Regions from separate parts of the Homo sapiens genome. Here region 1 is linked to region 2. The links are chromatin contacts, found by Hi-C or POLR2A ChIA-PET in ENCODE. All regions are on one chromosome and are shown on one strand. The core of a region is the stretch at or near the end of the contact, and the rest is flanking DNA. Distances in the headings are between cores, read along the strand shown. Region 1 holds the start of MCM2 (minichromosome maintenance complex component 2). Region 2 overlaps SLC12A8 (solute carrier family 12 member 8).

Evidence for each region. A loop is a pair of places that touch in the nucleus more often than their neighbours do. ChIA-PET counts read pairs that join two places held with the same protein, here RNA polymerase II (POLR2A). Pooled maps may share reads with other maps.
Region 1: a loop to region 2 is called in a pooled map, with 4 times the contacts of the local background. The contact joins the promoter of MCM2 here to the enhancer-like site in region 2. A Hi-C loop is called at or near these places in 3 of 50 pooled maps. POLR2A ChIA-PET finds 5 or more read pairs at or near these places in 2 of 52 experiments (Caco-2 and PC-9).

The regions. Positions count from the first base shown.
Region 1 is chr3:127,593,570-127,599,660 of GRCh38, forward strand. It overlaps MCM2 (minichromosome maintenance complex component 2), which reads left to right and starts at 4,842. Exons shown (of 16, transcript NM_004526.4): 1 at 4,842-4,903; 2 at 5,749-5,978. The coding sequence starts at 4,898. It also overlaps a transcript of TPRA1 not described here. RefSeq lists enhancers at 4,520-5,477, 4,831-4,950 and a silencer at 4,981-5,140.
Region 2 is chr3:125,140,602-125,146,115 of GRCh38, forward strand. All of the region lies in intron 5 of SLC12A8 (solute carrier family 12 member 8), which reads right to left. Among named protein-coding and RNA genes, the nearest start is that of MIR5092, 8.2 kb to the right of the region's middle. RefSeq lists a silencer at 980-1,209 and enhancers at 1,223-2,046, 1,660-1,749, 1,760-1,989, 2,560-3,513. Within about 2 kb of position 1,375, at least 26 of the 41 ENCODE cell types and tissues checked have a DNase peak (open chromatin) inside an H3K27ac peak, as active enhancers do.

The DNA of each region.
Region 1 (6,091 bases), core at 3,592-6,091, 2.5 Mb after region 2:
CCACCCCGGCCAAGAGAGCAAGCACATAAACAACATCACACACCAGAGAAAATGGCGGAGACTGGTGCCACCCTTGAAGACCAAAGACGTGTGGAGGGTATCCCCCACCATGTACCTATTTAATTCATCAGTCTGACCTTATAAAAATAAACAGAGTGGCAATGGACTATTGCAGATTCAGCCAAGTGGTAGCCCTGACCACAGGTGCTGTGCAGGTGCATTGCTAGCACAGACAGATCAGCACGGCCCCCGCTTCTCAGGGGCCATCTGATCACCACACTTTTTCATCCCTATCAGGGACCATTTGCACTCATAGGAACGGCCAACAATACACACATATGGTCTTGCCCCAGGCCAATGATACCTTTCCCATCCTTTGTCATCACAGTCTGAAGGAGACTGGGCCATCTGAACGTCTTGCAGAACACTGCACTGGTTCATGGTGTCAATGACAATGTGCTAATCAGGATGGATGAGCAGGAGGTGACAAGTACATGGAAAACTTGATGAGACATATGTGCTCCAGCGGGCAGAAGATTAAACCCTATGAAGAATTAGGGGCTTGCCACATCAGTGAGGTTTGTAGGGGTCTGGTGGTGTGGGGCACACCAGAACATCCCCCTGCACACTCCATCACAGAAGAGCAAGCACAATGCTTAGAGGCCTCTTTGGGTTCTGGAGGTAGCAGATTCCACACCTGGGAGTGCTGCTCTGACCCACATATCTCTGGGTCACATGACATCAAAGGCTGTCCCTCAGGCTATGGGACCCACAGACCCCATGATACTAGAGGCATACATGGTGGGAAGATATGCTGTGTGAAGCTTACAGCAAGCTCTGGTGGGAAAAACCACAAAGTAGACCCCCTAGGGTTCTGGAGCAAGACCAGGTCATCTATAGTAGAGAACTAGACACCATTCACAAAGCAGCTCTGCCAGGCTACTGGACCCTGGTAGAGATGACTAGGGGACATCAAGTGACCATGAGGCCAGAGCTGCCCCTCATGAACTGGGTTCTGTCAGGCCCTCTAATATGTAAATTCAGGTGGGTGGGCCTAGCAGCAATCCACTGAGACTGTAAGCAATCCGTTGTACATCCACATCACCTACCACTGCCACAGCAGCTCCTCTGCCTCAGTTCACAACTACGCCAATGGGCAGTTCTTACGGAGGAAAAAGGCTGCGCTTGATCACAGCTGAGCTGGCTCAATACATGGGTCAGATGTAGTACCTGGATGTGCAGCGGTCGCATGGAGCCCTTGAGGATGAAAGCCACAGGCTACAGATGGTGGAACCAGAATGGGGAGGAGACTTGTCCTCGGCGATGTCCTGAAGCAGCTGCCCCAGCGCTGGATGCCTACTGACCTGGGAAGAGCAAACCCCAAGGTGATGTGTCCTGGAGCAAGTCCAGCATGACTGTTGGCTGGGGTCCCAGCTCCTCACTCCCCAAGCCTGTCCCAGGCTGCCTGAGTGTCCTCAAGACATGGATGCTGCCTTCTCTCAGAGTGAGCAAAGCTGCAGTCTTTTTGTAACTGAATCTCCAAAGTAACATCCAACCACATCTGTCCTATGCTGTTGGGAGGAGATCACACAAGGGTGTGAATACCAGAAGGCAAGGGCCATCAGGGCCATAATAGAGGCTGCCTACTCACCCCACCCACCTTTCTGTCTCTCCTACCCTGCCCCCAACCAGTGTTTAAACATGTCCAAGAACCTCTCATCTGAGAAAAAGCCATATCCCACTCCAGTGCCTGTCCCAGCTCTCACAGTCCATTCCACACCTGGGAATGCCTCTCTGACCCATACATCTTTGGGTGACATAAAAGCACTCCAGCCTCCAACTAGTAACTCACATTCACCCTTCTCACTTCCCTGCATCCTACCTGTCAACACACTTCAATGTAGTGTCTGACTCCAGACACACCGGCCAGCCCAGATCTGCTATCGCCAGGGCCACTAACAGCTCCTAGTCCTTATCAGATGACCTCTGGGCAGCCAGCTGACCCCATCCACCATCTTGACTGCTCTCTTCAGTGGCCTTTGGGAGGGCTCCTGATAATCCCCAGCCCTGCTAGGATCTCCTCTCCTTCAGTGTGGGCCGGACCTCAGGACTCACTTCTCGCTAAGAGAATATGGCAAAAGTAAAGGAATATCACTTCCAAGACATGGCATCTGTCTTGTATGGCCTCTCTCTCTTGTTCGCTTGCTCTGAAAGAAACCAGCTGCCAGGTTGTAAGCTGCTCTGTAGAGAGGCCCCCACCCAAGAGCCAGTGGGAAACTAAGTCTTCAGTCCAACAGCCTATGAGGACCTGAATCCTATCATGTGAAGAAGCTTGGAAGGGGATCCTCCTGAAGATGAGCCTTCAGAGGAGACAGCAGCCCTGGCCAATACCTTGCCTGCAGCCTTGAAAGACCTTGAAGAAGAGGCACCCAGTGGCATCGTGTCCAGATCCCTGATCCACAGACACCGAGACAGTGGGTGCTAATTGCTTCAAGGTGCTAAATCCCAGGATAATTTTTTTTTTTTTGAGATAGAGTTTCGCTCTTTTTGCCCAGGCTGGAGTGCAATGGCACAATTTCGGCTCACCGCAACCTCCACCTCCAGTGTTCAAGTGATTCTCCTGCCTCAGCCTCCTGAGTAGTTGGGATTACAGGCATGCGCCACTACGCCTGGCTAATTTTGGATTTTTAATAGAGACAGGGTTTCTCCATGTTGGTCAGGCTGGTCTTGAACTCCTGACCTCAGGTGATCCACCTGCCTCAGCCTCCCAAAGTGCTGGGATTACAGGTGTGAGCCACCATGCCTGGCCATCCCAGGATAATTTTTTATGCAGCAATAGATAACACAAGCCCATGCAGAGTCTCTTCAGCTTTCCTGTCAGCAGCTCCTAGCATCCGAGGTGCATCCTTCACATCCTTTGTTGGTGTCTCTTAACTGTTGGGGTTTCCCAGGTCCCAGGCTTAGACCTTCTCATCTCCCTGCACTCACTCTGGATTATACAACCACTCCCAAGGCAATCTACAGCTTCAGTCCAAACACGCCCTTGAGTCCCATACATGGATATCCAACAGCTTCCTGGATATGTCCCCTCGGCCCAAATTCAGCACAGCCAGAAACAAACTCATCTTCTTCCCCCTTAAATTGCTGGTCTTCCTGTGCGCTCCTATCTCAGCTATCATCCACCTAGCTAAGCCAGGATCCTGGTGTCATCCTGCATGCCTCTTTTGCTGTCCTCAATCACCAACACCTATAGACCCCACTTCCTGGCCGGGCGTGGTGGCTCACGCCTGTAATCCTAGCACTATGGGAGGCCAAGGCAGGCGGATCCACTTGTCAGGAGTTGGAGACCAGCCTAGCTAACAATGGTGAAATCCCATCTCTACTAAAAATACAAAAATTAACCGGGCACAATGGCGTGCATCTCTAATCCCAGCTACTCGGGAGGCTAAGGCACGAGAATCGCTTGAACTTGGGAGGTGGAGGTTGCAGTGAGCTGAGGTTGCACCACTGCACTCCAGCCTGGGTGACAGAGTGACTCTGTCTCAAAAAAAAAAAAAAGATTCCACCTCCTAAACATCTTGTATTTCCAGTTCTCTCCATCACTCCTGCCTCCCTACCCTGGGTCCCAGGCAGAGATGCTTGTTCACTGCACAAAGTGCCTGGCTAAGAGGGTTGCGATTCAGCCCTGCCTCTGCTCACTAAGGCTGCCTGGAACTAGACAAGAACCACAGCAACCTCCTCGTTTGCTGCCTTCAACCTCGTTCAATCCACTTCCACCTGGTAGCAGCCAGAGGGATTCTAAAACCCACACTAGTTCACGTCTCACCCTGCTCAAAATGCTTCCATGGCCTTCCATTGCTTTCAGAATACAGAATAGTCAAACTCTCTAGAAAAACATCTAGCTCTTTTTTGATCCGGATTTTCTCTCCCTCAAGTCTTGTCTGTTGCCCGGCATCATAAGCTCCTAGGGTTAGTTCTTAGGGAGGGGCTTGCACATCCGGGCCCTGCCATGACCTCTGCAGCTTTGCACATGGCATCCTTCTATCTGTAACATCCTCCCTGCGTCTTCGCTCCCCTGGGCAAAGATAACTCCTACTAAAGCCTCAGATGTGACCTCCTACAAAATCCCAGAGTTGTCCAGCTGCTTGAAGTATTGAGCCTTTGAGCTTTGGGAGAAGTTAAACCATTGTGCTCCTAAGACGGTAAGAAGCGTCAGAAAACCAGGCTCTGAACCTCTGCTGTCTTTTTTTTTTTTTGAGACGGAGTCTCACTCTGTCACCCAGGCTGGAGTGCAGTGGCGGGATCTCGGCTCACCGCAACCTCCACCTCCCAGGTTCAAGCGATTCTTCTGCCTCAGCCTCCCGAGTAGCTGGGATTACAGGCCCGTGCCACCATGCCCAACTAATTTTTGTATTTTTAGTAAAGACTGGGTTTCACCATGTTAGTCAGGCTGGTCTCGAACTCCTGAGCTTGTGATCCGCCCACCTCGGCTTCCCAAAGTGCTGGGATTACAGGCGTGAGCCACCGCGCCCGGCCTCTGTTGTCTTGTCAGCAAAATGGCCCTGGTGTGACCGAGGTCACGCAGCCAGCAAGTGTCGTCGGGTCCCCTGGAGCCTCAGCTTCTACCTCCGCTCCAGCTCCCACCACAGCGCAGGCGAGCGCACGCGCACAGCGCCGGGCCGCACACCTCCGGGCTCTGGGCGGAGCGCCTCGGGCGTTGTAGGCGGGACCGGACCCTCTGGCCCGCCCCTCCGTGTCCCTTCTGGTCGCCAGTGGACGCCGACGTCATGACGTCGCGTTCCGTAGGGCTCTTCCCGGGCTTTGGTGGGTCACGTGAACCACTTTTCGCGCGAAACCTGGTTGTTGCTGTAGTGGCGGAGAGGATCGTGGTACTGCTATGGCGGTGAGCGCGCTGGCGCGTGGCGGGCGGGCGCCGGGGACATGGGTGCGGAGGCTGCGCGCTTCCCGTACTCTGGCCCCGGCCCAGGGCGGCGCTCTGGGTGAGGCTGGGCCCCAGGCTCTGGGGCGCAGCTACTTTCTCGCCTGCACCCTGCGTGAGGCGACTCGCCTACCTACCACTGACCTGGGGCCCTGGGCTCCCTAAGGCGAGCTCGGCCCGTTCAGCCTCTGTCCTTTATTCACCCCACACATACTTATTGGGCGCCATCTGTGTGGCGCTGAGCGTACAAAAGACAGGCCCCCATTTCACTACACTCCTTTAAACTTTTTTTTTTTTTAATTTCCCAATGATCCTTGTTCCAAACACTACACTTACTTTTGTATTACCTTCTTGTCCCTTTGTCTTGTATACTGTCTGTTCCACATCTGAGTTCCAGACCTCTTGTTTTGGTGGCTCTTCTATGCCATCTCTATCACAATACCTTGCGCACTGTGTGTGCTGAAATAGGTCTAATGCTTAAGGGGAGATAATAGACAGTAAACAGGTAAATAGGCAAATGACATAACCTCAGTGGTTTTTCATGGAGAAAGCACGGTGATGTGGGTGACCCCGATATTTGAGCTGGCTTCTATTTGTTTGGAAGCCACTGACTCAGATTGCTCAGCTGAGAGCATTCCAGGTGAGAGAACAGCAAGGGCAAAGATCTGGAGGCTGGAAGGGGTTTGGTGTGTTGGAGGACAAGAGTCACAGGTGGAGAGAAAGAAGGGAAGGCCCCTGATGGTAAAAAGGAAGCTGTATCATGCCTCACCAGCTTCCTAGGTTTCTGACAACCGCACCTTCTCTTGCAGGAATCATCGGAATCCTTCACCATGGCATCCAGCCCGGCCCAGCGTCGGCGAGGCAATGATCCTCTCACCTCCAGCCCTGGCCGAAGCTCCCGGCGTACTGATGCCCTCACCTCCAGCCCTGGCCGTGACCTTCCACCATTTGAGGATGAGTCCGAGGGGCTCCTAGGCACAGAGGGGCCCCTGGAGGAAGAAGAGGATGGAGAGGAGCTCATTGGAGATGGCATGGAAAGGTAATTTCATTCAAGGCCCTGGACTCAGCAGATAGTTTTGCAGAGAGCCCATTGTGTGCCTGGTGGCCTGGCTTTGGGAGCTGGGAGCAGATGAATCGATGGCATTCTTGCCT
Region 2 (5,514 bases), core at 125-2,624:
AGCCTGTCCTGGACCCCACATCTGAGTGAATTCAGGCCTCCATCTACCACACTGACCCTCTGTAATCCATCCCAAAGTCATTCCCCAGGAATTTCCTTTTTTTTTTTCTTTTCTTTCTTTCCTTTTTTTTCTTAAAGAGGCAGGGTCTCGCTCTATCACCGAGGCTGGAGTGCAGTGGCACTATCGTAGCTCACTGCAACCTCAAACTCCCAGCCTCGAGCAACCCTCCCACCTTGGCCTCCCAAAGCACTGGGATTACAGGCGTGAGCCACCACGTCTAGCCTCCCCAGGGATTTCCAACACTTGTTTTTTGACCTCAGAAGAGTCTCTTTGCCTCTCTGTTGGGCTTTCAATTCCTCTGCTGGTGAAACTGAGTCTTGTGGTCTGGGGTCCTGTCATCTGACATCTTTCAACTCTCGAAGGCCTGGGATGCATGGGGCCTGCAGCTGCTGCGTGTGAATGGATCTGGGTTTGACCTGAACATCTGTTTCTCTATCCACGGAATAAAAATACTTTGGTCCAGTTTGAGCTGTATGCTTTTAGGAAGAACAAAAACAAAAAGGGGGGTGGGGTGGGGTGCGGGTAAGACAGAGAACAAATGACAACAAGACCCAGGCAGGAACAGGCAGAGGGAAAGTCCTTGAAGCTCTGTCTGCAGAAAGGCTTGATCTTTCCACCCGGAATTCGGGTAATTCAGGCTTCTTGTGATGCGGCCAGTGGGCTGTGGCTCTTCAGGGCCCACCATCTGCTCCCAAGGGGTGCTCGTGGGAGCCTACCCTCCTCCCCTTAGCCAAAGGCAGGCAGCGGGGGTCACTAGTGGGACTGAGAACTGCTCCAGCAGGGCTGCTTGGGGTGCCCAGCAGCCGGGCATGGGACCCTTGCCCTGGGTAGGCGGCTGCTAGGGGCTCTGGGTGGCACCTGCGGTGCCCCCGACATCCCCTCCCCCTACGCCGCTGGGGGCTGCTGAAATTAGAAGAGGGAGTCGGGAAGTCATACCCCTCCCTGTGGGCGTCGGGTTGCACTGTTGACTAACTTAGAAAGCGAGATTTCTAAAAATGATGCTGGGGCTGCAGGCTGCGGGCTGCGGGCTGCGGGCTGCGGGCTGCTGCCGCGGCGGGGGCTTCCGGCGGCGCTCTCTTCTGGGTCCCCCACCCCTGGACCAGCGACCGACGACCAGCCAGACAGCCCTTTCCTGCGAATGGACAATGGGAGAGGCTGGCGCAACCGAGAATAGCCAGCGCGGAGGAAGGGCTCCGGACGGAGCTAGGAGGGTGGGGCTCGGAGGGCGCAGGAAGAGCGGCTCTGCGAGGAAAGGGAAAGGAGAGGCCGCTTCTGGGAAGGGACCCGCACGACGACGCCCGAAGGGCGTCGGGGGAAGTGGTAGGCCCCGGAGACTGCGCGAGGCTCCTCAGCAAAGGAAGTGGGCGCGGCGCGCACGCAAGACCTCGCACCCGGCCTCGCGCGCCGCCTCTGGACAGCCCAGCGCCTCTCAGCACCTGTACCTCGCCAGACGCGGCCTCACGGAGACGGGGATCTGCAGCCAATCCGAAACTGCCTGACCCAGGGGGTCCGCGGAAAGGGGAGGAAGGGGAGTGTCCACGGGCCCCATCCTGCCACTTGTCACCCACAAGAGTTCCTTCCCAAGCAGCCCCATCCTCGCCCGGACACTCACTCAGATACTGCCCAGCCCCAGATGGGCTAAGAGGCACAGAGATGGGCAATTAAACACAGCAGGCCTGGCCTCCCTGGGCTGGGGATGGGGTTTTTCTTCTGGGAGCTGCAAAGGGTGAAGCAGTTACAGGTTATCAGGGAGGAGCCCAGTCAAAACTGAACTCAAGGAGGATAGATTTGGGAGAAGTCCCTGCCATGCTTATCCTCCCTCGGCGTGAAGCACAGGGCCCCCTTCCAGGCACAAGGACCCTGAAGATCTCTGGGTGGAGGAAGGCAAGAACAGTGGCAAAATCAGGAATCAGGAACCAGGGTTCGGGCCCTGGTTATGCGAGGACTCACTGTGGGACTGTAAACAAGCCCTTTTCCCTCGGAGCTTTGAAACGCAAATTTTGAGTCAGCGAGACCGGCATGGGCCAGAGACCCAGCCTTCCTAATGAGCTCCCCGGAGATGCCACGCTCCTGCCTGCAGATCGAACTCTCAGTAGCACAGTACGAGATGATTTTTCAGAACCCTTCTAATTCTGAAGTCTTCCCAGCCAGAAGCCCACTCTCAGGCCTCTCAGGACACACTGTCCAAATACACAGTTGGTTTCCAATGGCAGAGGTAAAATCCCAAACCAGCTTCCATAACATGCCCTCCTCCCTTCCCTGACTCTGTGATTGTTGATACAGGATGTGCTCCAGAACCGTGAAACAAGCTCACTACCACAGTTCCATATGTTAATAAAACCTTACTGGCCGATAATGAGAGATTACATGGAAGGGCAGAGAGATGAGGAAACCTTCATGGTCTAATTCATTGGCCTGTTTTAACAACTGAGGAAACTGAAGTGCAGAGCTGAAGCCAACTGTTCAAAAGACACGCAGAGTCAAAAGGGGAACAGTAACCCTAATTGAGAGTACAGTTTGGAGTCCAGATAGTATCAAGTCCCAATCTGTTGGGCTCTCCCATTGAACTGGGTCATAACAATCCTGGTACAACTATTGGTGTTCAATAAAAGTGTTTTGAAATAGAACTGAATCGGCTGTATTGCGTTGGACTGTTTTGAAATTAAACTGAATCGGGCTGTATTGCTTTGTATTGATCACTGCCTGGAGATTTGGAAGAGGAAATAATGATAGGTTTCGAAGAGGCCCCCAAAGAGTCCTGGGCGTGAGCCTGGAGTCTTCCTCGGACCACAGTCTCCTCTCTGGCTTCAGCCCTATTGACTTTGGTCCTGCAAAGAGAGGGTGGAGAGAGGATGTGCACAGGGTTTCCAGCCTAAGACCCCACCCAGAGAGAAAATACACAGAGGGAGGGCTGGGCATTCCAACAGTGGCCAGAAGGGAAATCTGAAGTGGGGCTTGACCTGCCCAGAGGGCCAGGGGAGTCCCGCCCAGCCTGCCTAGAAAGGAGCAGCCTAGAGCCCTGCCTGGCCATGGGGAGAGCCTCCACCCTGTGGGAGGACTGGCTGTTGTGAAACAGTGGGAAGGACCCCCAGGGCTGGGCAACCCAGGGGATGAAAGGCCAGACTGGGGGATGTCAGGGCAGCCTCCCTGGCCTGGGAGGGAAGGGGCTGAAAGTGTCCCATAACAAGAGCAGCTCCTGCCATGCCCTGCGGTCTAGGAGGGCAGTCCCGGGGCTCTTTCTGAGCTAAGGATTCCTCATTTGTGAAAGGAAAGATAAGCCTTTTCTTCATGAAGAATGGTTTCTAATAACCAAGAAATTGTTCCATCTGCTAACACGGGCTCTATTTTAAATGCTTAATGAACCTTTTCTCATAATGGCCTTGGGGTCAGTAAGCTGAGATGAGATTTTTGCCTAGAGAGGCCTACAGCGGAAAGAGCTGTCAAATGCCCAAGAATGTGAAAAGAATCTGACTTGAGGAGACACTAGGTTCTCACCTGGGCCCCAGGAAACAAGAGGCATCTTGGGGTGAGAACAGTGCTGTCTACTTCCGCTGCATACCACTCATTCCAAGTGCTTTACCGTATTAACTCATTGAAGCCTCACAACTACCCTATGAGGTAGATGGATTTTTTTCAGGGAAGGAAACTGAGGCACAGAGAGGCAACTGGGATTCAAACGTTGTGCTGCCACTGCTGCAGCAGTGCTTGTCCAAGGCTGCAGGGAGTCTTGGATGAGTGCCAGGAGCTCCAGCTGCTCCAGCTGGGACCCTGCAGAGGGGTCCAGAGGGACCTGGCCCCAGCCCAGCCCACAGAGCCCCCACTAGCCTACCCTAGAAAGGAGCCCTGAGAAAGGAAAATCTGGCCTCCTTATCTCCTGGGGGAAAGGAATGCACTCTCCCTCCTGCCAGGATAACGGGCTGTTTTAACGGGAAGTCTCCACCCTGGCTGTGGGTTCCTCCCAGCCACCACTTATTCCTTCTGGCTGTCTCTGCCTCTGGCATCCCACTTCCCATGCTTCAACTCCTGACCCCTGACACCCCCAAAATAATCCTAACTCAACTCATGGCCCCCTCAAATCAGCTGCCCCTGCACAGCTCCAAGCTGGTCAAGAAGTCTTCCCTGCCCCACTGTTGCTTGGATATCCTCGCCAGGCAGGCAGCTGAGACGGGGTGGGAGGTCAAGTGACCCCTGCAGGGAAGGGGCAGTCAGTATCAACACACCGATATGTAAGCAGAGCCCCCCTCCTGCCAAGCACCAGGCTGAAAATATTCACATGCTCAGACCCCTTCCCCACCAAGTTCTGAGGCCATGGGCAGCTCTCCCCCACCCCAAGTCCTACCCAAGAAACAAAGCAGGGCCTCCCTCAGAATGCCATGGCTAAAGATTCAGTATCATAGAACTGTAGAAAGTTAGCATCACAGCAGTCTTTAGCCTCAAATCCATTTTACAGATGGGAAAGCTGAGGCCTGAGAAAGGAGATGCCCACGTCACAAAGTTAGCAGCTGCTCAGGGGAGACCAGAACACAGTGTGGCCAAGCCCTTGTCCAATATGTCCTATGGGTCCCCATCTCTCTGCTGTTACTGGCTGGCTACTTGCCTGTTTTTTCCACTAGACTATGAGCCAGGTGGGGGCAGGCACCACGCTCTCTTATTTTCTGGGGTGTCTCTGGCACCTAGCCCCAGGGGACATGCAAAAAATATAAAACATTAATAATAACAAACAATGGAAACAACCCAAATGTCCATCCACAGATGAATGGATAAACAAAATGTGGTATATCGATACAATGGAATGTTATTCCACCATAAAAAGGAATGAATTTCTGATACATGCTACAACACAGATGAACTTTGAAGACCTCATGCTAAGTGAAAGAAGCCAGATGCAAAAGGACAAATGTTGTATAATTCCCCTTACAGTAGCTCCCCTTTATCCACAGGGCATCCTTTCCAAAACCCTCAGTGGAGGCCTGAAATGGCAGATAATACCAAACCCTATATATACTATGTTTTTTCCTATATATACATACCTGTGATCAAGTTTAACTTATAAATTAGGCTCAGTAAGAGACTAGCAACAATGACATAATAAAATACAATTATATTATAATAAAAGTTTTATGAATGTGGTCTCTCTCCCTCATCTCAAAATATCTTTTTTATTCTTTTCTTTCTTTCTTTTTTGAGACTGGGTCTTGCTCTGTCACCCCATCTGGAGTGCAGTGGCACGATCACGGCTCACTGCAGCCTCCACCTCCCACGGCTCAAGTGATCCTCCCACTTCAGCCTCCTGACTAGCTGAGACAACAGGCTGGCGCCACCATGCTCAGCTAATTTTTTATATTTTTTGTAGAGACAGGGTCTCACTTTGTTGCCCAGGCTGGTCTCAAGCCCCTGAGCAGAAGCAATTCTCCCACCTCAGCCTCCCAAAGTGCTGAGATTATAGGCATGAGC